Regions from separate parts of the Homo sapiens genome. Here region 2 is linked to region 1. Evidence: chromatin contacts called from ENCODE Hi-C or POLR2A ChIA-PET data. All regions are on one chromosome and are shown on one strand. The core of a region is the stretch at or near the end of the contact, and the rest is flanking DNA. Distances in the headings are between cores, read along the strand shown. Region 1 overlaps LOC105378054 (a long non-coding RNA gene). Region 2 overlaps PPP1R14C (protein phosphatase 1 regulatory inhibitor subunit 14C).

Region 1 (4,606 bases), core at 1,964-4,463:
AATGTAAGGAGGCAGCTTTAGGCTAAACTTGATCTAACAATGCTTTCCCCATGCGCCTGGCATTTCTGTCTTGGGAGCATCCAGATGAATAAATGACGTCTAGGAAGAGTCCCAAGAGTCCCTGGGAGAGACTCACAGGTGCATGAGAGAGGAGTCTGTTTTGAAAGCAAGGCCCATTGAATTCCAACTAGAAAAATCTCCGTTCGTTTAAGAGCCATGTGTCTCCCTGCACTAGTTTGGTATTAATATTTATCCATGTTCTTAGTATATTCAGATCAGCTGCTGACAAGGCCTTTTCATTGATCAAATACACTACTCTATATGAAGAAACATAGAGATTGAGTGGATTAAATATATATCTCAAAGCCTTCCAAACCCCACTTTGCTCCCAAGATAACTATTTTATTTTTCTGAGCTCTCTAGAGGAAGAGAGGCAGATTAGTTTTCCCAATGGTGTAGTGACCAGGAACTCCAGAAATCTGGGGATCAGCAAGCCACTGCACCATTACAGGGCTCCAGGGTCCTACTCCTTAGCCACACTCCAAGGACCAGGAATAAGCCATTGCAAATGCTAGTTCCAGGAACACGCTGACCCAGCTGTGATCCAGGGATCAAAAGCTAACACCAAACCTGTTGGCTACAAAGCTTCCTGTGAGCCCTGCCTCCCTTTCTACTTAAATGAGTTCCTAATTCAAGGCTGCATGAGGGCCTTTGGGTGGCCATTCACAATCACAAGGAAACCTCAGTTGCAGGAGAGTCTGGGATATTCAGTTTGCAATATAAGAAAGCCCTTAGCAGAAGGTTGGGATAGATAAAGAGCTGCCATATTGTCACTGATAAACTGGGTTTTTTCACCACTTTGTGTCAGTCACAAAAAAAGAACATCCAGCTGGAAAAAGCAATCAGGCTTTATTCACTAGCCAAGGAATGGAGAAGGTGGCTCTCACTCGAAAGGTAGCTTCTTCCCAAACAATAGAAGGTGTGGGGTTTTAAGGACCAGGTGCAGGGCGAGAGAAGCGTGTTTGCATGTGCAGGGCGGGACTCCAGATATGCCTAATTCATAAATATATATGTTCATATATCACCTGTACACAAAATGGTGGAGATTTTCCTTTGGGGGAGGAAATTTTAGCATTATAATGATATGTTAATGATCTGAAGGCAACTAAGGGTCATCTATTCCGGTTTGTGCTGGTTTTGTGGCATCTTATCTTCCTCTGCTCTTTGGTCAGTGGTCAGTAAGCTCTGGTGCCATCCCAGGCCTTCTGGTTTCATTAAGCAGCTGTGCCTGTAGATAAAGGGACTAAAAGAAAATAGAAAAAGGAACTTTCCCAGTGACGTCATCAGGGCTGCCCTGGTAAAAATACTGGCTGCCCTGAAGAAGACCTAGATATTCCTTGTTCAGTGTATGCCCTGAAAGATCAATGCTGGAAGCTGGCAAGAGGGAACATTCTCACTAGCTTTCTATTTTAAACAGACATGATTTAATATATTTACCCAGAAAGGTCTGAGCACACATCCTCTACTCTACCTTCCTCCCCAAACCCCACATCCCAGCAAATCTGTACTCAAGGCATTCACAGTTTGCAGAAATGATTTGCTAATCCAGGCTGGGGCAAGCCCCAAGAGAAGAGCTGACAATGACCAGTTTTCTGGGTCAGAGGCACAGAATCGAATGGGCCAGAGGGAGCCCATTCATCTCCCTTTCTTCCTCTTCAAATGTTGCTCCCTGACCCTTTATCTAAGACTGGATGGTTGATGGTCAATAAAATTGAAGTTCCTAAGCTCCTAAAGAGGTTTATGGAAACCGGCGTTTAGCTGGTGTCTCAGTGTGGCTGGTTGGTTCCTAACCAGTCTCTGCTTCTAAACTTTACCTCCAGGGCCAGGCGGGTTCAGGCACGTTCCTGGCGGAAGGTGCTCTGATGCTGTGGAAGACAGTTTCTTCATGGATTCCAACTGCTTGATTTGTGGGAATGACTCAACCATGCCTGTTCTCCCCCACCTTTGATGAGGCATCTGACACTGAGTTAATTCATTTGCATGGTGTAGACTATAGTAAATCCAGTGTTGGGACACTGTGTCATCTTCTTTCTGATTATGATGGTAACAAACGCTTGCCATAGGAGACTGGAAAAATCTATCCTATAGGAATATTGGAAAATCTATCCTGTAGGAAGAAAGAAAAAACTCACCTAAACTTGTACCACACACTGTCAAATCTGGGCACTTTTCCTTCTTTTTGTCTTTTTCCCCCTAAAGCCACAGGCGTTTAAAAACAACCTGAGCATGAGTCAGCCTGTCTGTCCACATCTACATACATGTGATCGAGGCCCTCATCTTGCAGATACAGATCTATTCTCTTGCAGAGACTCAACCTTGGACAATATCATTGCTTTCCACTGCAATATTCATTACTCCATCAACAAATTTTTATTTTTTATTCTTTTGAGACAAGGTCTCACCCTGTTTCACAGGCTGGAGTGCAGTGGTGCAATCATGGCTCACTACAACCCAAACTCCTGGGCTCAAGTGATCCTCCTGCCTCAGCCTCCTTAGTAGCTGGGATCACAAGTATGCACCACCATGCCCAGCTAATTTTTTTTCTTTTTCTTTTTTTGTAAAGATGGAGGCCTCGCTTTATTGCTCAGGCTGGTCTCAAACTCCTGAGCTCAAGCAATTCTCCCGCCTTGGCCTCCCAAAGTGCTGGGATTATAGGCGTGAGCCACTGTGTCCAGCCAGAAAGTTCTATTTTGTATAGCTAGCTTAACAAAACTGCTGCAGTGCTAGCCCCTATTCTTAGTCTATTGCCCATCTGGCCTCCACTATCTGGAAGATAGACAGAAGAGCCCACAACCTTCTCCAGACAACAAAGAAACTGGCCGGTGAAATCATCAAGAGGCTAGCTGGCGTCTGGGGGGTGTGAGGGAGTGCATTGCATTAATGAAGTCTTTTTATTCTTGGAAAAGTGTTTGGACAAAGGCTGTGCTATGCGTATGGCGTCTCTGCAGCTCCTGGACATATGCTCTGACTGTGCTACTTCTGCACACGAAAGGTCAGCATATGGCTTCCTTTCTCTTTCCCCGAGGAAAGTGACAGGCTGGTCATGGATGCCTCACCTGCTGTTGCTCTCGCTCTGGAGAAAGAAGTGTTGGAGGCATCACTGCCAGTAAATCTTCACTGGGCTCCCAGCAGGCCTGGCCTAGCTTGACCCCTTCATGGGTAACAGCAGAAGGCCACCTGCTGCTCCGCGGCTGAGCAACCAAACAGCACAGCTGCTGAGGTTAGGGTTTGAGGTGAAATATAGCCACACACATCTCCCAGGGTCACACGTGGGTAGCCTCAAAGGGCAAATAGGTCTTGAAATGATGGTCTCAGGGGAGAAACCACTTCCATGGCCTGTTCTCGAGCTGTCCAGCTTGGCAGGGTGAGAAAAGTCTGCAATGAATGGCCTTCCTGGGTCTTTCCGTCAGAGCAGCCTGGAGTGTGTGCTGAAGGTGAAACAGCCACCCCAGCGCTTCTCCTCCTCCTCCACACTCCTTCGTCCTTTTAGGTCCCTTGCCCTACCTTTGTCCTTGTTATTGCTGACAGTCAGAGCATCCAGGAAACAGAGCTGGGAAAGAAAGAAACCAGAAGGGAGGAGAGGGGCCTAAGATTGAGGGTTTGGAGAACAGATTAATGCTATGACCTTCAGCCGCCTGGGGACAAAAAGCACCTTCCAGAGAGAAGCCATTGAGCAGTCGCTGACGTTGCATCCATCAGGCTCGTACTGGTTGTAGGATTTGATTTTTAAAAGGCACATGTTTATGACTACGTGGCTTTCTTGTCCCACTCTATAGCAAGCTAACTGAAAGCACTTTCCCCCGTGTCAATCAGTTAAAGAGAAGGCTAGCAAATATGTCTGTGACAGAATAATCTTGGTGTTTCCTAATTTCCACTTCATGGCACTGTGGAAAAAGACATCTGAAGGTGCTGTGGAATTATATGGACAAGGCTGCAGGCAGATGGCGAGGCCGTGGAGAGATTCGACTTGGAACCTATTGGGAGGATATAGGGTGGAGACGCGTGATTCTGGATCATGTGAACCCAGGATGCACGTGAATTTCCTGCATCACCTAAGGAGGAAAGTGGGGAGGCTGTTGAGCGAAAGCAGCTTGAAATTCTTCTTGGGATCCACGTTCACGTAATTGATTCCTTCCTTCCTTGCTCCTTTTTTGCCTTTCTTTTGTTGATTGATTCTTTCTTTCATTAATCAAAATCTGTCTTCAAGGATCTCACCTTCAGCTCTGGGAAGAAAGCCCATTAAGCAACCTCAAGGCAGTAAAGAAGGCAGGAAGAGACAGGAATGGTCAGAGTATATTGAAAAACGTTCCTCAGTCAGTCTCCCAAATGTTCGGTGTATGCTGGAATCACCTGGGGTTCTCTGTACCGATGCCGTCTCGAAGACCAGGGGATCTCAGGTGGTGATCAGGAATCTGCATTTCACCAGCCCCTGTCCCCACCCCATCCCCAGGGCATGCTTTTGGAAATCTGCTCACAACGTGTCCCTCCCCCTCCTTCCTGCTTTTATTAACTAGATGTTAAAATGCTTGGAGTCACACTCAGGAGT
Region 2 (4,976 bases), core at 1,216-3,715, 88 kb before region 1:
CTACCAAGTCACCAAACTGGGACATTTCTTTTTTTTTTTGAGACGCAGTCTCACTCTGTCACCCAGGCTGGAGTGCAAAGGTGCGATCTCGGCTCACTGCAACCTCCACTGTCCGAGTTTAAGCGATTCTCCTGCCTCAGCCTCCCAAGTAGCTGGGATTACAGGCGCCTGCCACTGCACCTGGCTAGTTTTTTGTATTTTTAGTAGAGATGGGGTTTCACCACCTTGGCCAGGCTGGTCTTGAACTCCTGACCTCGTGATCCACCCAGCCTCCCAAAATGCTGGGATTACAGGCGTGAGCCACCGTGCCCGGCCCAAACTGGGACATTTCTTAAGATGAGCAAGTGAAACAAAAGTTTCAGTGGTTTATATAGAATCTCATGTTGATGTATATTTATAAGCATGTTTATTTTAAACATCTGAGAGAAACAGCAGAGACTTGCTATGGTGTAACGCTTACTTTCCGACAGTTCACATATTTCCCAAGTTTTAAGGAGTTCCTATTGATGGTAGGTGAGTGATTCTTTTGGTTTTTGAAGAAGGATTAGTTGTGACAACCCCGTGAGCTAATCAGGCAAGTTGAATGTTATTTTATTCTCTGTCATAGATTCAGAAGTTAATATGTGGGTTCCTTAGCAACTAATTTGCAGGTGTAGTCACACATCCAAGTGCGCGTGGAGAACGAGTATCCCAGGTAGGATGTGATGAGAGCATAGGAGGGACTCAGCCTGTGACCAATCATGTCTTTGTGCTTTTAAGGCACAAATGGAGCATGGAGGGGCCGTCTCCATCATACCACCTCCTCTTGCTCCTAGGCGAGCCTAACTTCCTTTGGAAGGGGATATCCAGCCACCTCCTGGTAGATAGTATCTGGCACGACAGTCATATGCTGCACAGGTGTGTGGACTAGGAGCAATAGGCCATACCCTACAGCCTAGGCATGGAGTAGGTTGTACCATCTAGATTGTGTAAGTTCACTCTGTGATGTTTGCACAATGACAGAATCACCTATGGATGCATTTCTCAGAACATATCCCTTTTGTCCCCTCCCCCACCCCATCCTCTTCATGGCCACATGTTGTGTTTTGTCGTTACTATACCTATATCTTGGAGACAGCACTTTTTAAGCATATTTTGGACTTCTCTCTGCCAAAAATGCGGACAAGTGGCCTCTCTTTTGCCCTCAGTGGGTCCTTACTCCCAGTCTGTCTAGTTTCTCCCCTTGATTGAAAGCCTCCTTGAGAGCAGCCACCGCATGATTTTGTTTACTGTTGTGTCCTGGAGTGTAAGACACAGTGCCTTACACAGGGCTGGTGCCCAGAAAGATTTGTGAATGAGTTGGTGAATGAATGAAATTATCTATTTGAACAAACCAAAGCTGGACACACATGGGTAGCCGTATAGCCTGGCTGAGATATGCTTGATCATGAAGTTATGGCTTTATTCATCTGTTGGCAGTGGGATTGACTAATTCTCCCTTCACTCCCTCATGCCCATGGTTGGGCAGCCAGGACCTTCTCACCTAAACATACCATCTGTTGTTGGCTCCTGGCTATCACATTTAGTTACAGGTCTTTCCCCCTTTTAATTTCCGGCTGTTATTAACTATCCTCTATTTCTGATGTAGTAGCATTCTCACTTCCTGCTTTTCAGTTTGACTGGGTTGCAACGGGTCCATTATTTACTCAACTTCTTTCTTTATCGATTTCCTCATCTATAACATGTCAACAATGGTATTGCCTCTCTTACAGGGTAGTTGTGAGGATGAAGGGGTTAAATGCAGGTGAAACCCTTAGAGAAGTGCCTAGCAGTAGTCAGCCTGACACCGACCATGTCTCATGAAAGTCACACAGACCTGCAAGGCTCCTGCAATCTGCCCTTTACTCTTTGCCCTTCCCAGCTACCTCATCGATTTCCTGACTGCTCGTCTTGCCATGGGGACCATCCTTGCATTAACCACAGGAATTTCCAGCAACAGTCCACTACCATATTCCTAGCACTGAGCATAGAGTCTGACAGATGATGTGTGTGATTGGAAGATGCTGTGTTTCTGCCTACCCTTGGCTGCTGGGTGCAGGGCTCAGGGCTCCACAGAGTGAAGGCTACCTCTGCATAATAGCTCTGCGGCCTCCCTGTCTGTATTAGGAAGCTGATGATCATTTATTATTCCAGCAAGCAGTGACAAATCAGCTCTGTGTGTCGGTGAGGATAGGCGAGGCTATGTTACACTCAGGAGTGACCCAAACTTTCAGTGGCTTAAACCGAGCAAGTCATATTCTCACTCGTGCTGTGTAGCTTATATTGGCTGATGTAGGGGTTCTACCCTCACCATCACTCAGGGACCTAGGCTGCTGAGGCTCTGTGTAGACACATGTGGCCATGACTAGCAAGGCAGGCAAGGGTCAGGCGTGGCACCTATCGGCTCCTAAAGCCTCTACCAGGAAGTGCACACATCACTTCACATCAGAGTTCACTGGGCAAAGCAAGTCCCTTAGTCACACCCAACTTCAGAGGGGCAGCAAAGCCCAGCCCTACCCTGTCGCTGGAAGGAGGCCACCAGAATATTCGTGCCTGGTCTTTGATGCTCCCGTGACCAAGGATGGGTTTGCGATAAATGGAGTGGGGCCCCACTGTTCTCAGGGCTTCTAAAAAGGAATGCCCCTTGCCACATCTCCACCCTCAGTTCCGATAATTAATTGTTTTATTTAATCAGGGAGAAAAGACATTAATTCCAGGAAGCTTAGCAAACAGGCGGTTCCTCTAGGTATGGTCTTCAAAAGCCCTCAGGAGCAATTTTCCCATCCACTTTGAAGGATATAATTCCACTGTTGGTCTGAAGAGCAAATGCCCTGCGTAATTTAGAGCTGGGCCTCAGAGGGGAGTGTGTTACCGGACAGTCCCCTCAGCAAACTCAGTTATTCCACTGGGCTTTTGCTGAGCCCTGCTGTGTGTTTGGACTTTATGTGACCTTCAATACTGACTGATCCATAGGCTTGTCATTGCATAGGTGAGCTCCACATCCTGTCAACTTGATTTTGACAATCTGAAGCTGGAAAAGCTTTGGGGAGCAGCGCCTCTGCACACTGTGTCAGGACCTGGGCTTCCGGGGCTCCAGAGTGGTTGATAAACATCATGGCGGCTCAGAGAGGGAGAAGCCAACCAACAGTGTTTGCTAGAGGCCAAGGTGGGGTCAGGGCCTGAGGCGGGGGATGACCTGAAGCTGGGGACGGCCTGGACCAGTAGGTGGCTGACTCAAAGACTGAGCACTGAGAGCCTGGGGAAGAAAGGGGGAGAAAGTTCAGGAAATGGATACCAGCTGGGGGTGGCTGCTAAGAATGAGGCAAAGCTGGAGAAGTTGCTGGGGTCCAACCAGGAGGACCTTGTGGGCCAAGCCAGGGAGTCAGAATTTTCAGCTGAGTGAGGAGCCATGGAAGCAGTGGTGTGGGGTGGTCAGGTTTGACTTTTCTTTTAAGTTATGCTTGACTTAGTCTTTTTTTTTTTTGAGACGGAGTTTCACTCTTGTCGCCCAGGCTGGAGTGCAATGGTGCAATCTTGGCTCACTGCAACCTTCGCCTCCTGGGTTCAAGAGATTCTCCTGCGTCAGCCTCCTGGGTAGCTGGGATTATAGGCACCTGCCACCATGCCCAGCAAATTTTTGTATTTTTAGTAGAGACAAGATTTCATTCACCATGTTGGCCAGGCTGGTCTTGAACTCCTGACCTCAGGTGATCTGCCCACCTTGGCCTTTCTCTTTCTCTGTGTGTGTGTGTGTGTGTGTGTGTGTGTGTGTGTGTGTGTGTGTTTGCATGCTTTTAACTTCAACTTTTAAGTTCGGGGTATAAGTGAAGTTTTGTTATATATGTAAATTTTTGTTATGGGAGTTTGTTGTACAGATTATTTTGTCACCCAGGTATTAAGATGAGCACCCATTAGTTACTTTTTCCTGATCCTCTCCCTCCTCCCACCCTCTACCCTTAAGGCCCTAGTGTGTGTTGTTCTCCTCTGTGTGTCCATGTGTTCTCATCTTTTAGCTTCTACTTTTGGGAATGTGTGGTATTTGGTTTTCTGTTCCTGCATTAGTTTGCTAAGGTTAATGGCCTCCAACTCCATCCATGTTTCTGCAGAGGACATGATCTCTTTCTTTTTATGGCTGCGTAGTATTCTATGGTGTATATGTACCAACTTTTCTTTATCTAGTCTATCATTGATGGGCATTTAAGTTGATTCCATGTCTTTGCTAATGTGAATAGTGCTGCAGTGAACATACATGTGCACTGTCTTTATGATAGAACGATTTATATTTTTTGACTACAGGATCTTGACAAGATTTACATTCCTTGACCACAGTTAAATGGTACTTGACTTAGTCATTGTTTTTTATTTTTTACATGCTTTACTTCTTGGCATGATTTGTATTTCTACAACTGATTGGTTTTCACAATATTTGTTTTAATCCCAAAGATATATGTTACACCGAATAACCACATCACATTTAATCTGATCCTTTTCAATATTTTTTCACTCACACAGAAGACTCAACAATGTAAAAAAACTGAAGTAGAATATTATATTCTAACATAGTTTTAGTCACTGTTGGAGAAAGGTCTGTTTATTATCAGGGTTTCTTTATTTTATTGGGTGGTTGTTCTAATTTGTTGTTTTGTCAAAATTTAACCTTGTATTTATGTGCTTAAAACATTAAGGATCTCTAATTTAGAACAGATTAGTCTTCTGGATTAATTAGTCTTCTTCTAGATTTGCTGGTTTGATGGTGAAATAATGTATTTTCATGAATCTTCTTTTGGTAATAGCTTAATTAAATGATCAGACAAATGTTTATACAACACATTCTAAAATCATACATTTTGTTCAGAAGAGATTGAAGGTGAATTGGAATTTTAAAAAGACCCTTCTGTGCTCAGGGCATGCCTTCCTGATGGGCGGGTCCTGCGGAAGATTGATCGGTGTGGGAACAG

The links. Hi-C counts contacts between places; a loop is a spot of excess contacts on that map. ChIA-PET counts read pairs that join two places held with the same protein, here RNA polymerase II (POLR2A).
Region 2: a loop to region 1 is called in a map of OCI-LY7, with 4 times the contacts of the local background. The contact joins two enhancer-like sites. A Hi-C loop is called at or near these places in 1 of 168 maps with a recorded cell type or tissue (OCI-LY7). POLR2A ChIA-PET finds 5 or more read pairs at or near these places in 7 of 52 experiments (AG04449, BJ, HEK293T and 4 more).

Annotation. Positions count from the first base shown.
Region 1 is chr6:150,270,843-150,275,448 of GRCh38, forward strand. All of the region lies in intron 1 of LOC105378054 (a long non-coding RNA gene), which reads left to right. Among named protein-coding and RNA genes, the nearest start is that of IYD, 96 kb to the right of the region's middle. RefSeq lists a cis regulatory region at 517-1,549 and an enhancer at 2,748-3,248. Within about 2 kb of position 3,214, at least 3 of the 41 ENCODE cell types and tissues checked have a DNase peak (open chromatin) inside an H3K27ac peak, as active enhancers do; they include OCI-LY7, where a contact is called at or near this core.
Region 2 is chr6:150,183,491-150,188,466 of GRCh38, forward strand. The region is part of intron 1 of PPP1R14C (protein phosphatase 1 regulatory inhibitor subunit 14C); the gene reads left to right. Among named protein-coding and RNA genes, the nearest start is that of PPP1R14C, 43 kb to the left of the region's middle. Within about 2 kb of position 2,466, at least 5 of the 41 ENCODE cell types and tissues checked have a DNase peak (open chromatin) inside an H3K27ac peak, as active enhancers do; they include OCI-LY7, where a contact is called at or near this core.